5 separate regions of the Homo sapiens genome follow, and all the other regions are linked to region 5. Evidence: chromatin loops called from intact Hi-C (ENCODE). Cell type or tissue: endothelial cell of umbilical vein. All regions are shown on one strand.

Region 1 (4,000 bases), 190 kb before region 5:
TGTGTTTCCCAGGCTGGTCTCAAACTCCTAGGCTCACGCAGTCCTCCCACCTCAGCCTCGCAAAGTGCTGGGATTACAGGCGAGAGCCACCATGCCCGGCCTAGTGAGCCAGTCTTGCCTAGTGAGTTAGTCCTCGTGGCCAAGTGGAACCACCAGATGCTCCCTCCTCCAGCTCCCATGAAATACTCACGGGAAGTGTACAGACCGATGACTGGAAAAGAATCATGATAAAATGAAAAGGGGAAAAAATTAGAACAGAAAACTGAGTAACAGCAGGACTCCAGTTTTCTTTGAAATAGTTATCTATTTATACCCGTAGGAACAATACTAGGAAGAAATGTTACAATGTCCACAGTGATTATCTCTGTACCATAGAATCATTGATGATTTTGATTTTCCTTTTGTTGGTCCCATATTTTTAAAAAATGTTTTTTCTACAATCAGTGTGCTTTGATGGTTTTAAAAAGTGTTATTTTAGACAGATAAGGAAGTATGGATATCCCAGCCTAACTTTTGTCTTTTCGAAAATAAAAGAGCAGGCTCCCAGGGCAATCTTCCCATCTGCCCTTAGGCAGGCATCCTATTGGCCACATGGAAACTTCCAGAGAAAAGCTCTGGGCAGGCAAATGCCAGAGGTACCCAAGCACCTGGGAGGCGCTGAGTGCTGCAGGCCTGAGCGGGGCCTGCCTATGAGGAGTCTGTTGCTTTGGGGCTGCCCTGTAGGACATTCTCTTTGGTTCTTCTTCAAAGAAAATATGGCAGTACCTGTTTCAGCTTGGCCTGGCCTTTCCCTGCTCTTCTCAGTTTACCAAAAAATACCACAAAGCAAATTGAGCAAATAGCGTATCTGGACCTTTTTTTCTTTTTAAAGCAGTTTTAAAAGGAGATGGATTTCATTTGGAAAGCATTCCAAAGAAAGCATTTCTTAAAGAAACACACATTTTGGAAAGCACAGCTCTCCTCTAGAAATTCTTGCTTTCTTAAACACAGGATTTTCTTTTGAGGTGATAGCTGGGATGCCAGAGGGCTCCATCGGCTCCATCAGCAGTGGCTTGGTTATTTTATGGCGTTAGCCTCAATTCACATGACACAGGCTCCCCCTACTCAGAGGCATGGCCCACTTTGCTGCAGAGATACAGACCTGCCTGCTAAGCAGTCCTGGGTCATGGCTGTGCTATGTTGGTTGTCTTGGATACGTTACTAGAGTCCTTTGATGTCTTTTGCTCCTACTGAAACCCTACCCATATTAGAGGCCACGAGGACCAAAGAATGACATGTTCACCAAGGAACTCTCATCCCATCCACGCTTTTCACATTCACCTTTGCTTGGGAATTTATCATTCCCATCTCAATGATCCTCCCACTCCGGATACACACACAGATGCACTTCAAGGCGTCCCTCTGTTCCATCTTGGTTTTTACAGCCTGGGTCAAGGTCTTCCTTTTGTCTGGGCTCTAAGTCTTGCTGGAGGTGAAATTCATCCTCTTGCTAGCCTGGAGAACAGCTGTGTCCATGGTCGAGGGCTAACTGTGAAGAGTGTTGTGTCTTAGAAAGAACTCTTAACACGTGATCACTCAAGTCCCAGCATCCTCCTCTATTTTTCACGATTTTTAAACGCAGCTTCTGAACACCGCCATCGAGCCTGCCTTCAACTCTTCTTTGATGTTATGTTCCAGCCACTATTGGGTTCTGTTCTTTGAAAATTCGAGCAAGCAGTCTTCCAAAACCCCAATCCTCTTGTTGTCATGGACTTTGGACTTTTTTGTCTTGTTCTTGGTTGAAGAATCTACCATAACTTGTAGAAAACTCATGACTTAATGAGGGAGTGTCATTATACAGTGCTCAGCCTGGTACTTGGCCATATTAAAGCCTAAGTTCCATAGCTAATATCTATCCACAAGACAATAGAAATACTGTCAGTTCTCCCGGGAATTTCTCATGCCCACCTTCTCATCTTTTTGAGGGGGTCTCATTTTGGCCAGAAGAGGGCAGTGTTGCACATATGGTCTCCCCTGTAACAGCAGCTTCCCCGGGAGCCCAGAGTTTCTCATTAAATGACAGGTATTATTGGAACATTCCACTTGGCTCCTTTTTCTTAACTGTAGGCCTAAAAAGGCCAGGGCAGCAAGGATGCAAAAACCATTGTGAACCAGGCCTTCAGGAGCTTGTGACTTGTGAATGTCAAGGCCCTTGAGTCACATTCTCCTAGTGCCACCAGGTACTTGGCGTGTGGTGTGAATAGCTACGGCGTGCCATGGAGACTGGGGAGGGGGACACATTACATACACAGGGAGACCCGGTGGAAAGCATCGTGAAAGGGGACCACAGAGGGCTTCCAAGATGGCCAGGCGGAGATGGGGAGAACAGTGCTCCAGGCGGGAGGAAGAGCCTCTGGGATGAGAAAGCGCTGATGTGTTGGAGGAAGAGCTGGGTGGGACCCAGTGTGCCTTGGGTATAAAATGTGGGAACAGAAGGAAGAACACTAAGACTGGAGATGTTGGCCGGGTCCAATCACAAAAGTTAAAGGCTTTAGGAGATTTGACTCTATCCTATAATCACGGCTAACAGTTAGTGAACGTTTACTGTGCACGAGGGCATGGTTCTAAACATTTTTCAAGTAAAACTCATGAAATCCTCCCAACAACCATGATCATCCCACTGAGAGTGGCCAGGTTCCCTGAGACGTAGACTTTGGAATAAGAGGTGCAGGTGGGCCAGGTGCAGTGACTTACGCCTGTACTCCCAGCACTTTGGGAGGCCGAGGCGGGCAGATCACGAGGTCAGGAAATCGAGACCATCCTGGCCAATATGGTGAAACCCCATCTCTACAAAAAATACCAAAAAATGAGCCGGGCTTGGTGGCTCGTGCCTGTAGTCCCAGCTACTACTCAGGAGGCTGAGGCAGGAGAATCGCTTGAACCCGTGAGGTGGAGGATTGCAGTGAGCCAAGATCACGCCACTGCACTCCAGCCTGGCGACACAGCAAGACTCCATCTCAAAAAAAGAAAAGAAAAGAAAAAATAATGTAAGAGGTATAGGTGGTGTTTTCAAGAATGCTCCTGGGATTAATACCTTGGGTAGAAAAGAACAAGAACAGGCGGAGGCAGACATCAGCCTGTGATCCAGTCTCAACAAAGGCTGTAGCCTACCCCAGGACACCCAGCAATGGGGACCGCCCTTCAGAGATCTTCCAAGTTGGGATGAGGGGCCTTGGTCTTCATACCCTGGTGTCAGCCAGTCCTTGGATACAGGTGCTCCAAAGAAGGGGGCGTGACCTTGGGCAGTTCTCTTAGGTCAGGGTCAGTTTCCGGAGAGAGACTCAGCTTAGGGCTATCGGCTATCGGTCTGCAGCACTCCAAGAAGCTGGGGAAATCAATCCTTTAGTACTGAAGTGGGTTCTGGCTAATACAGACCAGAGTCCACTACTCTGAGCCTAGGAAGCTTGCCCAAGGTCTCAGGTCACTCGTCAGTGGAAGAGGCAGGACTGGAAACCAAAGCAGCCTGGCCTCAGGGTCTGAGCTCTTCACCCATCACCATCATATTGCAGTGTAGATAGTGGGGCTCGATGGAGTTTGTTTTTTTTTTTTTTTTTTTGAGATGGAGTGTCTCTTTGTCACCCAGGCTGGAGTGCAGTGGCGCGATCTCGGCTCACTGCAAGCTCCGCCTCCCAGGTTCACGCCATTCTCCTGCCTCAGCCTCCCGAGTAGCTGGGACTACAGGCACCCGCCACGACGCCCGGCTTTTTTTTTTTTTTTTTTTTTTGTATTTTTAGTAGAAATGGGGTTTCACCCTGTTAGCCAGGATGGTCTCGATCTCCTGACCTTGTGATCCGCCCACCTCAGCCTCCTAAAGTGCTGGGATTACAGGCGTGAGCCACCACACCCAGCCCGGCTCAATGATGGAGATTTCTAAGCAGAGGAAAGTTGAGGCTCAAGTCTTTCTTTGGGAATGTAGCTTCTGATGAGGTAAAATGGGAGAAAGGAGAAAGATTGGAGAATA
Region 2 (4,000 bases), 74 kb before region 5:
GGGGCAAAGGGCAGAAAGAAATACTTTGTTACACGATCTCTCAGAACCTCCTCCTGGTCAGATCTTGGGTGCTATTAACTCAGCTTTCTTTGCTATTCCTGACAAAACAATATCCCATCGGCTTATCAAGTTTACACCAGTAAATAAAAGTTAAGCTCCATGTAAACCACTCAGCCTCACCAGAGTGTCCAAGGAGCCATCAGAGACCCCTGTGGAGAGATGTGGTCCTTCTCAGAGACCACGATTAACTCATGCTTTTTATAAAACTAGGTAGAAAATTCAAAATAATTGGATTTACTACTGTGAGACTCACCACCAGCCCACTTATGGAAAATTCCACTTTGCGGGAACCAAGCTACTTTATATTGATTTAGAGCAAGTATTCCTGGCGAACGGAAAGACTCGAGAGACTTCAAAAAAACAAAAAAAGAGTTTCAGAAACCTTTCATCTTGTTTTTAAAACAATTAAATTGCCCATTTTCCTTACCAAAGAAGAGAGAAGAACAAGGCGTAACCAAGGGGACTGAAACTAAGACAGCAGCTGTCTTGTGGGTGTGGGGCTCGTGGTAATCAATCTTCATGCTCTTCTGAAGTAGAAAAGAATTTTCCCTTTCCCGAGCCCCAAGGACGTGCCAAGAAGCAGTTTCTGCTGAGAGGGTGGAGGAAACGGCGAAGCCCTTAGCCTCCTAGGAAGCCCACGTTCAGGGTGCTTTGCTCACCTCCATGGAAGTCTGTGTGGCCTCTCCTCTCTGTCCTTCACACATGACCCCTCCAGTGGGCGGAGGACGGTGACACATCAGGAGGGAGCAGCCTGGGGGACAGGGGCAGTCCTCGATGCCAGAAGATAAAAGCCAACAGTCCAGCACCAGGCCGGGTATAGTGGCTCACGCCTGTAATCCCAGCACTTTGGGAGGCTGAGGTGGGCGGATCACGTGAGGTCAGGAGTTTGAGACCAGCCTGGCCAACATGGTGAAACCCCGTCTCTACTAAAAATACAAAAATTAGCCAGGCGCGGTGGTGCATGCCTGCAGTCCCAGCTACTCTGGAGGCTGAGGCAGGAGAACTGCTTGGACCGAGGAGGTGGAGGTTGCAGTGAGCCAAGATTGCACCACTGCACTCTAGCCTGGGCAACAGAGCAAGACTCTGTCTCAAAAAAAAAAAAAACAAAAAAAAAAAAAACTGAAAATACTGAATTTACTCTAAAAAACAAGTCTGTTATCTCAGATCCAGCATGGAATCAGAGGACAGGATTATAGGCTGGGCTCTGTGCCACAGTAAACTAGAGGATTCATTACCTTGCCTATGCCTCAGTTTCCTGTCTTGATGGGCACATGCCACTGTGTCCTAGAGTTACGCCTGCAAGGAAAAGAACTGGAGCTCAATTTGGAAGAGTTGCACATGGCCTCTCATTGTAAACAATGCCAGTAGGTATCTGTGTCCAGGGTTAGACGCTCAGATCACAGCTGGTCTTCCGGTCCTTGAGGAACTTCCACCAGGAAGTGGGACGAAGCGATGCCCCCCCTGCTGGTGGGGGAAGGAACACCAGCTACTAAATCAAACTGTAATCAAGTTTCTAACAGTTTGCGACACTGCGTATCAGAGAAGACACGAGAAGATTTCTCTCAAACAGTGAGAGAGAAAGATGACATTTCTACCCAGCAGTGGCCTTTTCAGAGATGCTAAACAGAACTTAAAGATCAGGAAAAATAAAATTAAGCTTCGTGTTGTTGCAACCCCAGACACACATTTCAGTAGAGAATTTGGCCTCAGTAAGAATGACATCAAGACAAGGAGGTGATACTGAATGTGCTGGGTCAGGTCAGCTTCCTGTCAGTAGCAGAATTTGCAGCAGCAGGGATATTAAAAAAGAAAAAATTAAGACAATGAGGGACTTTTACCAGGAGCATCTTGATAAACAGCTGCTGCTTCACCCAGGTTTCCAGTATTGCAATCCAGACTGTTGGCAAGTAAAAATCAGGCTGAAACACAGGAGCGTTCTCTGCCTGAAGTCTGTCTTCCATCCAAAGTCACAGAAGAAGAGCAGAAGGCTTTTGGGACAGCTCTGATCTTTTCTGTTGGGATAGCCTCCTTCTCTGGTCTCTATCAGCCTTCACCTAGAGCTGTCATTCATGAGGAATGAATTGCCTCTAGCAATAGATCAGGATGGCAAAAAAAAAAAAAAAAAAAACAATTAAATTAAAAACATATCACCAGGCCAGGCATGGTGGCTTACGCCTGTAATCCCAGCACTTTGGGAAGCTGAGGCCGGTGGGTCACCTGAGGTCAGGAGTTTGAGACCAGCCTGGCCAACATGGTAAAACCCTGTCTCTACTAAAAATATAAAAACCAGGTGCAGTGATGCGTGCTTGTAATCCCAGCTTCTCGGGAGGATGAGGCAGGAGAATCGCTTGAACCTGGGAGGCAGAGGCTGCAGTGAGCTGAGCTCGTGCTACTGCACGCCAGCCTGGGCAACACAGCAAGACTCCGTTTCAAAAAAAAAAAAAAAAAAAAGTATCGCCAAAGAGCAGCTTACCCTGATCTGTCCAGTAGCCTCGAGTTTCACCACAGGCATGAGAAGTCCCCATGAAAGCACCATACTGGTATGTAATTACCATTCTCATCTGAGCTGGGACTGCTGTTTAAATGCTCCCAAAGCCAATCATGGAGGAGTGAGGCTAAGGAACGGGGAGGGAGTAGAAGCTGGGGCCACTGGGCTTTTGAAATGTGGGAGGGCCTTGGAACTCCGCGGGATGGAGGAAGTCAACTGTGCCAAGGAAGGCATTTCAGAGCAATGTGGCCACAAACGGCACTGCTGTGCGGCCCTTCTGGGGTCTCCCATGGGGGCCTACCTGCTGTGTGATCACGGCGTGACGCCTACTCTGTACTTAAGTCAAGCCTTTCTTGTGAAATCTGATTAAGAAGACTGCCGTAGTCATTCCAGGGTTTTGGTTTTTAATCATGACAAAGAACAAATGGAGCTCCACAATGCTGCCCTCCCCCTCTTTCCCACCACGACAAAACGTGACCTCCCTCCCACATCAAGTATCTAAAGAAGCAATTCCACAAGGAAGAAAAGTGCCTTAAAAACACTGTGTTCAGAGCGACTCTGTGGGACTGCCATGTGTGGGATGGGGCTCCTCAAAGCCAGGCTGGGTTTACGTCGCCCACGTGCGATGAGTCAGGTCCACGAAGAGGAGCAGGCCCTACAAGTCTCCCCACTTAGGGGGCCCTGTCCTCTCCAACACCGGGGGTCTGGCTGCAGCCCACGGTGTGATAAAATGTTCGCTGTGGGCTGTCACCAAGTGGCTGTTGAGAAAGAGAGAAAACTCTCATCTGGATGTTCCACCTACTCATCTGTGCCCTGTATGACAATTTCTCAGTTACATAAAACCCTGTTGTGACACTAACAGTCGGAGAGGATGAGAACAATGATGTAATGCTTATAGTCATGGACCAAAATATGGTATTTAAGTGAGAAACAAATAAAAAGCAAGCTCTGTTGGGGAGCAACCACATCGAGGAGTGAAGACGAAAGGACTGGGAACAGAGGCGCTATGGGGAAAGATGAAAAGAATCGAGATCACTCAGAAGACAGACGCTGGGGAGGTCCATTGACTGAATCCTTCTTCTTGGCTGTACGGAGTGAAGACAGGAACAATGATGGCCAGTATCCTTGACACGTAGATATTTACATACTTAAAGGATGCCAACTCACAAGTCTATAGAAACACACAATGTTAAAACCAGAAAAAAAATTTACAGGAGATATTTAGCCCAGCACATTTATTTTATATACAAGAAACTGAGAATCCCCAAGTTTAAGTGAAAGGCACAGGCCTCCTTCATATCTAATCAATGGCAGACAGAGGAGGACGCTTACATTCAAGTCCCCTGCTGGGTGGCTTTGAGGATAGAGGTCCTCGCCCCAACACTGTGCTGGCTGGAACCCCTGGTTTCCAAGAGCTCATCATAATCCCACGCCCCACATCAACTTCTAGAA
Region 3 (4,000 bases), 370 kb before region 5:
TGTTTGTCTGTTATTGGTGTTTAGGAATGCTTGTGATTTTTGCACTTGATTTTGTATCCTGAGATTTTGCTGAAGTTGCTTATCAGCTTAAGGAGATTTTGGGCTGAGACGATGGGGTTTTCTAAATATACAATGATGTCATGTGCAAATAGGGACAATTTGACTTCCTCTTTTCCTAATTGAATACCCTTTATTTCTTTCTCCTGCCTGATTGCCCTGGCCAGAACTTCCAACACTATGTGTAATAGGAGTGGTGAGAGAGGGCATCCCTCTCTTGTGCCAGTTTTCAAAGGGAATGGGAAGCAATTTTTGTCCCTTATGCAGCTTGTCCCTGCTACTCTGTCCTGTCTCCATTGGCTGGAGCCAGACCTCACAATATAAACTGAACCCGATTGGCTGACAATTTAAAACTTCTCTAAATAGGTGAAAGCAATGGAGAACAAGGGAAAGGAGGAAGTTGCTTACTAAAGGACTTAGAAAAGTAATAACATTCCCAAATAAGGAAGGGGCATAGGCTGCGAGCTGGGACATGTCTGTGAGCATGTCCAGCACAGATATCTTGGTTAAAGTACAAGGACATAGAATGTACTATGTGCCTGTGAGCATGTTTAATAACTACATAGGATAGGGCTTAACAAAGAGTTATTAGCACAAAGCAAGGAGGCTTGAAGGAAGTTAGTCTTTAAAAGGAACTATTACTTCTAACACTTATGATTTATTCTTTAACAAGGGAAACTTTGAGGAAGAAACTTTTTGCTTTCTACACAGGACACTCCTACGTCTGGGTCTGTTTAGTAAAGGTTATCAATCTGTTTCCTTAGCCACAAACATCTAGAGGCTAGGAATATCTAACTTTCGGGGAGGGCAGCCCAGCAAGTCCCAGCCTCATTTTTCCTAGTCCTCACCCAAGATGGAGTTGCTCTGGTTTGAATGCCTCTGACAACAATCCTAAATGTATTACTGTTGGCTGAATTGCTTTATCCTCTCTATTTTTCGTTTTAATTCCAGCCATCAACATTTGCCCATTTGCTAAGTTAGAAATTTGGAGGCAGCTTTGACTCTTCTGCCCATACTGAGTTAGCCATCGAGACCTGCCTCCTTTGCTTCCCTATTTCCCTGATACCTGCTTCCCTATTATTTTAGGTTTTTTTGTTTGCTTGTTTTAAGATAGGGTCTTGCTCTGTCACCCAGGCTGGAGTGCACTGGCACAATCTTGGCTCATTGCAACCTCTGCCTCCCAGGTTCAAGCAATTCTCCTGCCTCAGCCTTTGGATATCTGGGATTACAGGCACATGCCATGATGCCTGGCTATTTTTATTTTATTTTATTTTATTTTTTTAGTAGAGACAGAGTTTAGCCATGTTGGCCAGGCTGGTCTCAAACTCCTGACCTCAAGTGATCCGCTCACCTTGGCCACTGAAAGTGCTGGGATTACAGGTGTGGAGCCACCATGCCCGTGCGCCTACCCACATCGATACATAAAATTAACCATTGCACTGAGCAAATTGGTTAATCATCAATTTTTGAAAAGTATATTGAGCATTGAAGGCTCATCCAATTCTAGGCCAGGTTTCATGGAGAATCTATAATGCAAAGTCTTTATTCCTTCTTGTCTCCCCTCCCCACAAGGGTTTTTTCCTGGTTTATTTATTTATTTATTAGTGTTTCTTCCCTTATTTTTAGCAGATTCAATACTTTAGCGGTGGGAAGAGGTTCATCCTTAGGAGCTTCTAAACCATTACCCACCTACCCAGGCTGGGACGTCTAGAAAAAAAAAACAAAAAAACAAACGTGTCTGATGAAAATAGGAATATCTGTGTGTCATCTTCCCCGACTCAGATATCAATCACTTATTATTTCGTTTAAAAGCCAAAGAAACAAAAATACCCACTGATTTTGGAGCTCCTACATGTGCCAGTCACTATGCAGGATGCTGGGGATACAGTGATACGCAAAACAAAAAGTTGTTTATTGCTTGTTAAACAAAGCAAAGGCACTTTATGCACCAGCAGAGGAAATAGGAAAACCATAGTGGAAAAGACTCCCTAGCTTCTGAGATATTGATAAGAAGTTGGAGAGATGATTTGTTATAAAGGGATGTAAAGCCTCGTTTCAGTGGGAAACCATTCGTTCATCAGGGAGCCAGGTTTGCAGTGGGCACCTATGCGTCAGTTCTGATGTTCCCCGCCTACGATTGTTTGTCCATGTCCAGCAGATGGCGCCAAGTGACTGGCCGCGGCTGGGATGTACCGGGTCCTCTTTGGAAAACATGAAATCTATTTCTATAGGGCCAGCATCTTAAAGAAGGCACTCATATTGTCTGTTTGAGACCCTTTCTTTTGCTCCATTTTAATGTGATATGTGGATCAAAATAAGAAATAGACAATAAAATGGTTTCTCCTCCTGGAATGTGGTAATATTGTGGAATAACAGGAACACAGGTCTAACGTAGATAGCTGAGTAAAACAGCACCCAGACTTGCAGCCGGCACGGGGAACTCATGTGAGTGTGTGTATGTGTGTGCACGCGTATTTGTGCTTATGAGAAAGATTAAACAGTAAAGGATGGAAGTGATAACAAATGCTTTAACAAGGGTAAGGAGAAAGTATTGTAGAAAAATCTATAAAAGCTGAGGGAGTGGGAGAGGGGGAGGGGGAGGGAGAGTTAGTTCAAGTGAGCATGAGAGCTGGGACCTTGGATTAAAAGCATTAAAAGAACTCCAGAAGAAAAGATTTGATTCCGCCGGTTGTGGTGGCTCACGCCTGTAATCCCAGCACTTTGGGAGGTCGAGGTGGGCGGATCACCTGAAGTCGGGAGTTCGAGACCAGCCTGACCAATATGGAAAAACCCCGTCTCTACTACAAAAAAAAAAAAAAAAAAAAAAAAAAAAAAAAAAAAAATTAGCCGGGATATGGTGGTGCATGCCTGTAATCCCAGCTACTCGGGAGGCTGAGGCAGGAGAATTGCTTGAACCTGGGAGGCAGAGGTTGCAGTGAGCTGAGATCACGCCATTGCACTCCAGCCTGGGCAACAGGGGTGAAACTCTGTCTCAAAAAAAAAAAAAAAAAAAAATATATATATATATATATATATATATTTGATTCCTCTGTTTCTTGCAATCCTAGTAACAGGTGACTTGAATTTCAAGTGATTATCATATAAATGGAGGATTAGAAAAGAGACACCAACTCTGGAACCAGTTCAATGGAATTCTTCAAGAGACTGTAACTTAGTGCTTACAAAGACTTGGAATGATCTACACTGCATGGTGTACCTGTTAGAGGAGGTGACATCAAAGCTTTAGGTACTGAGAGAGGATACTTCCTACTGTGGAAGGGAAGAAAAGAAAAAAGCAAAGGTGAGTTGGAATGGTAGACCTGTTGGGTTTATTCTCTCATTGCTAAGCTTTTAAAATCTCTCATTTAAAAAAAATGTCTTGGGCAGGCCACCGTGGCTCATGCCTGTAATCCCAGCACCTAGGGAAGCTGGCATGGGAGGACTGCTTGAGCTCACGAGTTGGAGACCAGCCTAGGCAACATTGAGAAACCCTGTCTCTACAAAAAATTAGCCGAACGTGGTGGCAGGTGCTTGTAGTTGTAGCTGTAGCCTCCTAGCTACTCAGGAGGCTGAGGTGGGAGGATTGCTTGAGCCTAGGAGGGGGAGGTTGCAGTGAGCCAGCCTGGGTGACAGAGTGAGATCCTGTCTCAAAAAAAAAAGTCTTCATCTAATACGGTGAAAGATGGAAGGGGATGTGGTTACTCCTGCTCCAGTTGGATTTGTTTTCTCCATTTAGAAGCTGCTTTCAGAGCAGTAATGACACCTGAGTTTAGAAAACAGTTCCCTGTGTCTGTGCATCTTCCAGCTCAGTGTCCTATGTCACCTGTCCTGAGACATTCCAAGAAGGAAGACCAAAAGACAGCATTCTTGAGCTATTCCAAAGAGATCACAGAGGCCACCACCAAAGAGAAGACTAAGAATCTACCATAGTTTGCCCCGGTAA
Region 4 (4,000 bases), 140 kb before region 5:
TGGGACCCACGAGAACCGCTCCTCCTTGGCTTGACTGCTCCGTCCGTCCCCAGAGAGGATGAGACTGAAAGAAACTTAACCCAAAGGTGCCATGACATTAGGCTGGAAGTGACACTGAGGTGCTGCTATCTGGCTGGGCAGCTAATCTGATCATTAGCTACTCCCTGTAGCTCACCAAAGCCAGCCTCTGCTTAGATCTCACACCCGTTGGTTGCTGTCAGCAAAAGGAGACAGGCTCAAGGAAGACTGGACTCCCAGTTGAGAATGCACACGGGATAGGGCCTCCTTACTCAGGGCATATGGTCTTGGACTAGCAGCGTCTGCATCTCCTGGGAGCTTCTAGAAATGCAGAATGTCAGGCCCCAGCCCAGATCTGTTGAGTCATAATCTGCATTTTATCAAGATACACAGGTATTTTCCATGTAGGTTTAAGTTTAGAAGCACTGCACTAGCGGACATCCTTGCGCCTCAGTTACCCCGCAGATGGGTCTTTTACTGTGTAAGCATTTTATCTGCATCTCTTCATTTTCTCTCCTCATTTCACTTTTTGCCCTAGGAGGTCACAAGCATCAATCGTCATGCAGACTGGAGCTAGAAAAAGATTGACAATTTCACCATGCCTGCCTTAGCATATGGCTCTTAGGTTAGTATAAGGTTGGTCACCAAGTAATAGGTTTGAGTTTTCAAAACAATCACTAAGAGGTCTGGATATTCATTCCTAAGTCCTTTCCCTCCCACTAGGGGAGTGTCTTCAAGGCATCTTGGTTATGGTCTAGGGTTGTGGAGTGGTTGCCAGGGTTGCCTAATCCCTAAGTATCCCAAGTCTTATCTGAGGATTGATGAAATATATCACATACAAGCCAGACACAGTGGCATGTGCCTGTAATCCCAGCCTCTTGGGAGACAGAGGCAGGAAGATAGCTTGAGTCCAGAAGTTCAAGACGAGCCTGGGCAACATAGCAAGACCCCATCTCTAAAAAAAAAATTGAAAGAAACACAGAAATATATCACATGCATGTATTACTATTACTCAATTATTACAGAGATACAGATGCACTTTAATAATTCATTTTGAAAACTTTTTGCAGTGTCTTTTGTTAGTTCCAATCACTAAGATGCTGTGTTCCATGGAAAGGGGCCATATTCATCAAGAATTTGAGAACCATGGCTCTAGCGGTCTGAAGCTCCAAGCTCCTAAGACTGCCTAACCAAAACAAAGACACTGGTATATATTTTCCATTCATTTATGAGTTTTCAAAAAATTTAGGTCTTTATTAAGAGTTAAATATAAACATTAACTCATTGTGTTACAGAGAAATAGGGTCTTTGGAGGAACTGTTTGAACATGGGTCACAGTTACTTGTTTATGTAACACGATTTAGAGGGGTACAAAGATCCTTGGCAGGAAGGGTAGGAGGAGGAGATGGAGGAGATGGGAGAGAAGGAAGGAAGCACCTGTGAAATCCCTACCTTCAACCTTGTCAGTTTCCAATTTGCATATGCTCATGTCCCTAATGAAAAGCACCTCCAAAATAGACTTCTTTCATTTAGATATATGTATTTTTGCGTTATGACTTTTTCCATTACAACAGCACAAAACCCAAGAAGGTAGCTGGTGTGGCGATGCACAACTGTATTCTCAGTTATGAGGGAGGCTGAGATGGGAGAATCACTTGAGCCCAGGAGTTCGAGGCTACAGTGATCTATAATTGCACCACTACACTCCAGCCTGGGTGACAGAACAACCTCGTCTCTTAAAAAAAAAAAAATTTAAGTAAACTAGACTTGAAATCAGGTTTTCAAATTGCTGTATTACAAAGTCTTAAATCACGATTAAAAAAATAACAAAACTTGCCTATAATCCCAACTACTCAGGAGGCTGAGGTGGAAGAATCACTTGAACCCAGGAGGCGGAGGTTGCAGTGAGCCGAGACTGCGCCGCTGTACTCAGCCTGCGCGACAGAGTAAGAGTCTGTCTCAAAAAAACAAAGAAACAAACAAACAAAAACATAAAAATAACAAAACCCAAGATGACATGAATGTAACAAAGATAAACATTTTGTTCTACTGAACAGTTTCTTTTATCTTGGTCTTGTCCTTCTAATTTTCTTTCTTTGTGTATGTTTTATATGTTCATAAGTAGGTATAGTATATGCCTATAATTTCCAGAAATATAAATATTCATCTATTCAGAGCACAATGTTCAAAAATATTTTATCATAAGGATGCACAACAAAAACTGTTTAGATATCCCTGAACTAGATTAATACCTCTTACCATCTTTTGTCAACAAATGGGTCAGAAAAGTCCCTTCATTGCCATTATTTACAGCCAGTGTCGTGCTACCAACATTCTCTACGCCTGAGTCATCCTTGTTCATGTTCACATTCGAGCTTGTTCATTTAGCACCAGACTTGGAAAGAAACTGCAGGAAATGTGCATTTCTGGACGACTCGAACAATTTTACCTCACGCTCTTCCCTGCTCCGGGCTGGGATCCAACTCTGAAAAAACCTGAAATTCACAGATTCAAGGGAGACTTTTCTCCATGTTTCTCAGGAAGTAAACAGGGTATGGCTGACACGGCAACACCCTTTTCCAGGCAAAGAGCAAAATGCAGCAGGGGTTTGGACCTCAGTGCAGTTTTCACTGGAACTTGGGCTGTGTCTGGGTGCCAGAGAATTTTAAAGAGCAAGCAGGTACCTCAGGGATCTTGTTGTCAAACCCCTCATTATATGAGTGAGACACAGAAGGACAAAGTTGGAATGAACTATGCAAGATCACATAGCACGCTAGTGGCACATCCGGGACCACCACCCAGTCTCTCCAGTCTCCCCCTCTGTGGCTGATGTGGGGGAGGGACAGCTTGAGGAGCAGGGGGAGTTTCTGGCTTGTGATGAGACATGGCTGGACAATGTCTGGTGGTGTTAGATCCCAGACAGCGTTTCCACAGAACTCTTCCATGCACTCTAACCCAGGTGCCTGTGTGGGGTCTCTGGTGAGAGATTCATGGGGTCCCCCGTCTGGGAAAGGCTGTTTGGTACTGCCTGCCTCTGGAAAGTAGAAAGCTCACTTACAGCTTCTTCAACCTAGAAACAATCTTTGTACAGGATGGTGGTCGCAAAAGTCCAGCTCTTCTAATGGTGTCTACGGCTCCAACATATAGAAAAGGTCTGGAAGACCTGAAGTGAGGTGGGGGATGGGTGTGTGTGTTCCCCACTGCCGTATCCATCCTCAGTGCCTAGGACAGGGCCTGCCTGACACGTAGGAGGTCCTCAGATTTTTTTTTTGAGACAGAGTCTTGCTCTTTCGCCCAGGCTGGAGTGCAGTGGTGTGATTATAGCTCACTGTACCCTTGACCTCCTGGGCTCAAGAGATTCCCCTACCTCAGCCTCTGGAGTAGCTGGGACTACAGGCACCAAACACCACACCTGAATGATTTTTGTATTTTTAGTAGAGTCGGGGTTTCACCATGTTGGCCAGGCTAGTCTTGAACTCCTGGCTTCAGGTGATCTGCTCACCTCTGCCTCCCAAAGTGCCAGGATTACAGGCGAGAGCCACTGCACCTGGCCAGGTGTTTTTTTGTTTTGTTTGTTTTGCTTTGTTTTTAAGAGACAGGATCTCGTCGTGTTGCCCAGGCTGGAGTGCAGTGGTATGATCATAGCTCACTGCAGCCTCGACCTCCTGGGCTGAAGAGATTCCCCTACCTCAGATCCCTGAGTAGCTGGGACGACAGGCACACACTACCACATCTGGCTAATTTTTAAATTATTTTTTTGTAGAGATGGGGTCTTACTATGTTTGCTCAGGATGGTCTTGAACTCCTGGGCTCAAGCAATCCTCCTGCCTCAGCCTCCCAAAGTGCTGGGATTACAGGCCTGAGCCACCGTGCCTGGCCCAGAAATTTTTGTTGAATAAAAAACGCCTCACCTGAGAAGGTGGGGGAGAGACGAGTGGAGAGGCCTAAGTTTTTCACCTACTCGGGCTGGGTTTGAGGGTGG
Region 5 (4,000 bases):
TGAATCACTCCATAATCCTACAGCTATACAAGATATCGGGTGACAGATTAAAACACACAGGCCCTCCTCTCCACCTCTATGTACCTAGAGCACTAAGTTTCCTTTTCTTGTGAAAAAGCTTCTTGCTGTTTCTGAGTTTGCAGACTCTTAGCTTTGGGCTGTCTCAATACTAGATATTTTTATTCCCCTAAGATTTCAGAATGCATTCAGTTCTTTGTATCTGTCATATTTTCATTTTCCCTCCTTAGACTCTGCATTGCAAAGTCCTTTCCATTTGCGAGTTTGTTTCAACAATGGCAAAGAGGTGGGGACAGCTGGTGCCTTCTGCAGCCACTGTCTCCCTTTACCAAGAAAAAAAAAAAAATCCTCCAACCACGGCCTTAGCACTCCTCACATTTTCTCAGCCAAGAATTTTCTCAGCTACAATGTATTCCATCTTTACAAGCCCACAAGGCCTTTTTGTTTTTTTCTAATTTTCCATTTATATAACTGTGGAGGCTCCAAGCTCCAAGTCGGCTTTCCCAGAGCCTCCACAAAGAGGTTCTCACCCGCCCCCCACATAGGTGACTCACCCAGGAGGAAGGTCTGACAAGGAGGAAAGATGTCTGAGGCTTGGACCTGGGTAGCCACCTTCTGCCAAAAGATCTGTGCCCCCCACTCCCATGCCACAGTTCAGGCCCCAGGGCATGGGTGCCTGCTCCCTTGGCTGAGACTCGAACTGGGATGCCGTTAAGAGATGCAACTCCGGGTCGGGCGTGGTGGCTCACTGACTTCAAGTGATCCTCCTGCCTCGGCCTCTCAAAGTGCTGGGATTACAGATATGAGCCACCACGCCTGGCCTAATGGGATCATTGAAAACAAGCCCCACTACATCAAACAAGTCATCCATATTTAATAACCAATAATATCGTAGATTAGGAAGATCCTATTACCAAAGAGTCCCTAACAACCTCAAAATGAATAGAAGAAAACAGCCCACCTGTCCAAAAGGCCATGATGCTTATACTGTCTTGGGAGTTAATATCTGTAATTCAAGGAAACTGGCACTTTTAAAGAGGATAGGGACATGCAAATTATATTACAGGCAAAGCGTCAACTCTTTTGCTGAGGCCGTCTGAAGCTTTATAGAAACAAGTGCAAAAGTATATTATGGAGCTTAATGAAAAAATAAATTGTGTTTACGTGATCTTAATCACAGTTTTATTATTCTATATTGAGATCCAGCTGGGATCAGGGATTGGGTGGCAAGAAGGGAAGGGGGAGTGCACAGCATATGCGTTACTCTTCCTCTGCTTCTGTGCCCATCAGATGGAGTTACGGCGCTTCCTTCTTCTCCTTCCCTCCCTCCCATCACCACCCAAACTCCATCTCTTTCATAAACAGCATGTAAACGTATCAGTCGCCACTGGGACTTTAAGAACGTCTCCCAGGCATAAGCTGGGAGTGCACTGTCATTGCAGGATACTAGCCCCACAGCACAGGTGGCAGAGTGCAAGAGGTGCATACGTGGAACCTCTGGGGGGACTATTAAGGCCCTCACTAAAACCACTGTGTGTGCAGCACTAAATAAAATGTATTGTGTTGTAGAAATGTATTCTGACCTTTAGAGAGCGAAGGTTAAACTAAATACAATGGGGGCTCTAGCCGTGGCAATGACAATGCTGCCTCGGTCACTCTTAGGCAAAGTCTATCATAGGATTCCACGTAGGGTTACAGGTCGGGCAGAGGGGGGATCCCATTTACTGAGTATCTCCTATGGCCTGCACTCTGTGCTAAGCATATTTAAATCCTTATAAATCCTCCCAACAGAAGGCCTTGGAGGGAGCATGTTTATGGCTAATTTCACAGCTATGAACGTAGGCTCTGAGAGGGTCTTGCCAAACATAATAAACTTCAAAGGCAGGTATGCGAGGCCCCCTGGTGTTCTTGCTATGCCATGCTTCCTCAAAACATTTACTTGTCCTCCTCATACTCAAAGAATCCAAGAGAGATTAGAGACAAGAAACTATCATGTTGAATAAATTGGCCTCTGCCCTCTAAGTTCTGGAATTCCCCAGAGCTGAGCAAGCCTTCCCTTCCCTAGCTCTCTATTTTCTGACTGTGCTCATTCTGCGTCTGCTCTATAACAAGCTCCAGCAGACATTTCCTGTCCTTCCTCCGCAGGCTTTGGCCACCTGCCTTGCTGCCAATGTTTTATTTGACCCTCTACCTCTCCTCTCCTTTTTAATAAACACTTTAAATTCTTGTTGGGAAGAGGATATGGGATGCCAAATTGGATTACTAAGTGAGAACTCAAAATCAAAATGACACAGATCACATTTTACCCCAGTCAACACAAATAGAACAACAAAAACTTAACATATTCAAAACAAAAACACATGATTATAATACTACTTCTGATATGCCAAGCTTACAGTGAAACCTTAATTAGTCAGGCCTCCACTAACTGGCACGCTGAATAACTGGAATTAATTTTTTCTGAATTCTGTTTTTAAGCAAAAGAAGCAAGAGACAGCTAAAGTACATCCACTGCTGGCTGAAAGGAGCAAATTCCAGGCTATGTCCTGGGGCTGGGATCTGTCCACCTCTCCTTCCGTAACTCCTATCTCTCTCCAGCTGGAAAACTCTTTTATGTGCCTGTTAAGTTGTATTTTAAATATCTTTGTGATGGGTAATGTCTTCCCAAACCGCACAGTTTGTCCGTCTTCCTTTAAAATCCCAGATACCTTCATATGTATCTCCCTCTATTCTAGCACGTCCCACCCTAAATGGCCATCATGCTGATATATCTGTTTCCTCCTATGGACCAAGGGCCGAGTTATCACCTACTTCTGTGTTCCAAGAGCACAGCACAAAGCAGATGCTCAAAGGTTGCTTGTTTCAAAGAATAACTGAGGGAATGAATGGAAAACAGAGATCTTTTCTACATTCTTTTTTTTTTTTTTTGGAGACAGGGTCTTACTCTGTTGCCCAAGCTGGAGTGCAGTGGCACAATCTTGGCTCCCTATAATCTCTGCCTCCCAGACTCAAGTTGTTTACAACAAAAACACATGATTATAATCCTCCCACCTCAGCCTCCCAGGTAGCTGGGACTACAGGTGTACCCACCATGCTCAGCTAAGGGTTTGAAAAATTTTTTATAGAGATGAGGTCTCACTATATTGCCCAGGCTGGTCTTGAACTCCTGGGCTCAAGAGATCTTCCTGCCTTGACCTCTCAAAGTGCTGGGATTGCAGGTGTGAGCCACCACACCCAGCCCTTTCCACATTCTATCTCCATCTACACTGCTGTGCTGTGGTACTGAATTTCAGAAGGACGACACGGTAGCCCCCTTAGCCTCAGTTTCAGTTACCTGCCGTCAACTGCGGTCTGAAAATATTAAATGGAAAATTCCACATATAAACAATTAATACAGTTAATAAACAATTTTAAATTGCGAGCCATTCCAAGTAGCTATGAAATCCTGTGCCATCCTACTCTGTCTCACCCAGGATATGAATCATCCCTCTGTCCAGCCCATCCATCCAAACGTTGTCTACACTACCTGCCAGTTAGTCACTTAGAAGCCATCTCAGTTATTGGATTAAAAAACCTTAGTGTACACCTACTATCTGCCATTTCTACATCCACTGGGGTCTTGGGACACACCCCCCTCAGATAAAGCAGGACTACTGCACTGTAATTATCTAAATGGATAAGGATTAAATGAATTCAGTATAACTCAGTGCTAAATAGGGATGCTAAGTTATTATAATACATCCCATGAAGATGTTCAAGTACTGCCTGGCATCATGAAACCAATGGTTAACAGTGAGCATCACTTTTAGTTAAGGTAGCTGTTTAATAAAAGCATTCTTGTCCCTAGACACTCCAGCGACGTGAGATATTGCTCCTCTTAGACTAGCACGAACCATCCATCATACTTCAATGATACTGACAGAAAGCATGTCTCAGCCCTTGGCAAGAAGGCCGAACAATGGAATTCTGGCCCAAGTCCTTG

The links. A loop is a pair of places that touch in the nucleus more often than their neighbours do. Peaks named below come from ENCODE experiments on the same cell type or tissue, not always from the same donor. Only the 100,000 strongest peaks of a DNase experiment are listed, where the experiment ranks them.
Region 1: it touches region 5 in a loop (11-fold over the local background); 45 of 110 quality-filtered maps call a loop at or near these places.
Region 2: a loop joins it to region 5, with 2.4 times the contacts of the local background. A loop is called at or near these places in 2 of 110 quality-filtered maps.
Region 3: it touches region 5 in a loop (7-fold over the local background); 48 of 110 quality-filtered maps call a loop at or near these places.
Region 4: a loop joins it to region 5, with 6 times the contacts of the local background. A loop is called at or near these places in 3 of 110 quality-filtered maps.

What each region holds. Positions count from the first base shown.
Region 1 is chr10:12,900,286-12,904,285 of GRCh38, reverse strand. The region is part of intron 2 of CCDC3 (coiled-coil domain containing 3); the gene reads left to right. Among named protein-coding and RNA genes, the nearest start is that of CCDC3, 99 kb to the left of the region's middle. In endothelial cell of umbilical vein, a CTCF peak has its summit at 1,973 (motif pointing right); a DNase peak (open chromatin) is centred at 2,015; H3K27me3 peaks cover 227 bases.
Region 2 is chr10:12,780,161-12,784,160 of GRCh38, reverse strand. All of the region lies in intron 5 of CAMK1D (calcium/calmodulin dependent protein kinase ID), which reads right to left. Among named protein-coding and RNA genes, the nearest start is that of MIR548Q, 57 kb to the right of the region's middle. In endothelial cell of umbilical vein, a CTCF peak has its summit at 1,518 (motif pointing left); a DNase peak (open chromatin) is centred at 1,490.
Region 3 is chr10:13,073,226-13,077,225 of GRCh38, reverse strand. It overlaps a transcript of CCDC3 not described here. Among named protein-coding and RNA genes, the nearest start is that of OPTN, 25 kb to the left of the region's middle. In endothelial cell of umbilical vein, a CTCF peak has its summit at 2,209 (motif pointing right); a DNase peak (open chromatin) is centred at 2,235; H3K27me3 peaks cover 490 bases.
Region 4 is chr10:12,843,758-12,847,757 of GRCh38, reverse strand. No RefSeq gene overlaps it. Among named protein-coding and RNA genes, the nearest start is that of MIR548Q, 120 kb to the right of the region's middle. In endothelial cell of umbilical vein, no CTCF peak of the experiment used is centred here; a DNase peak (open chromatin) is centred at 2,447; H3K27ac peaks cover 1,802 bases.
Region 5 is chr10:12,705,688-12,709,687 of GRCh38, reverse strand. The region is part of intron 3 of CAMK1D (calcium/calmodulin dependent protein kinase ID); the gene reads right to left. Among named protein-coding and RNA genes, the nearest start is that of MIR548Q, 18 kb to the left of the region's middle. In endothelial cell of umbilical vein, a CTCF peak has its summit at 1,932; a DNase peak (open chromatin) is centred at 2,037; H3K27ac peaks cover 3,049 bases.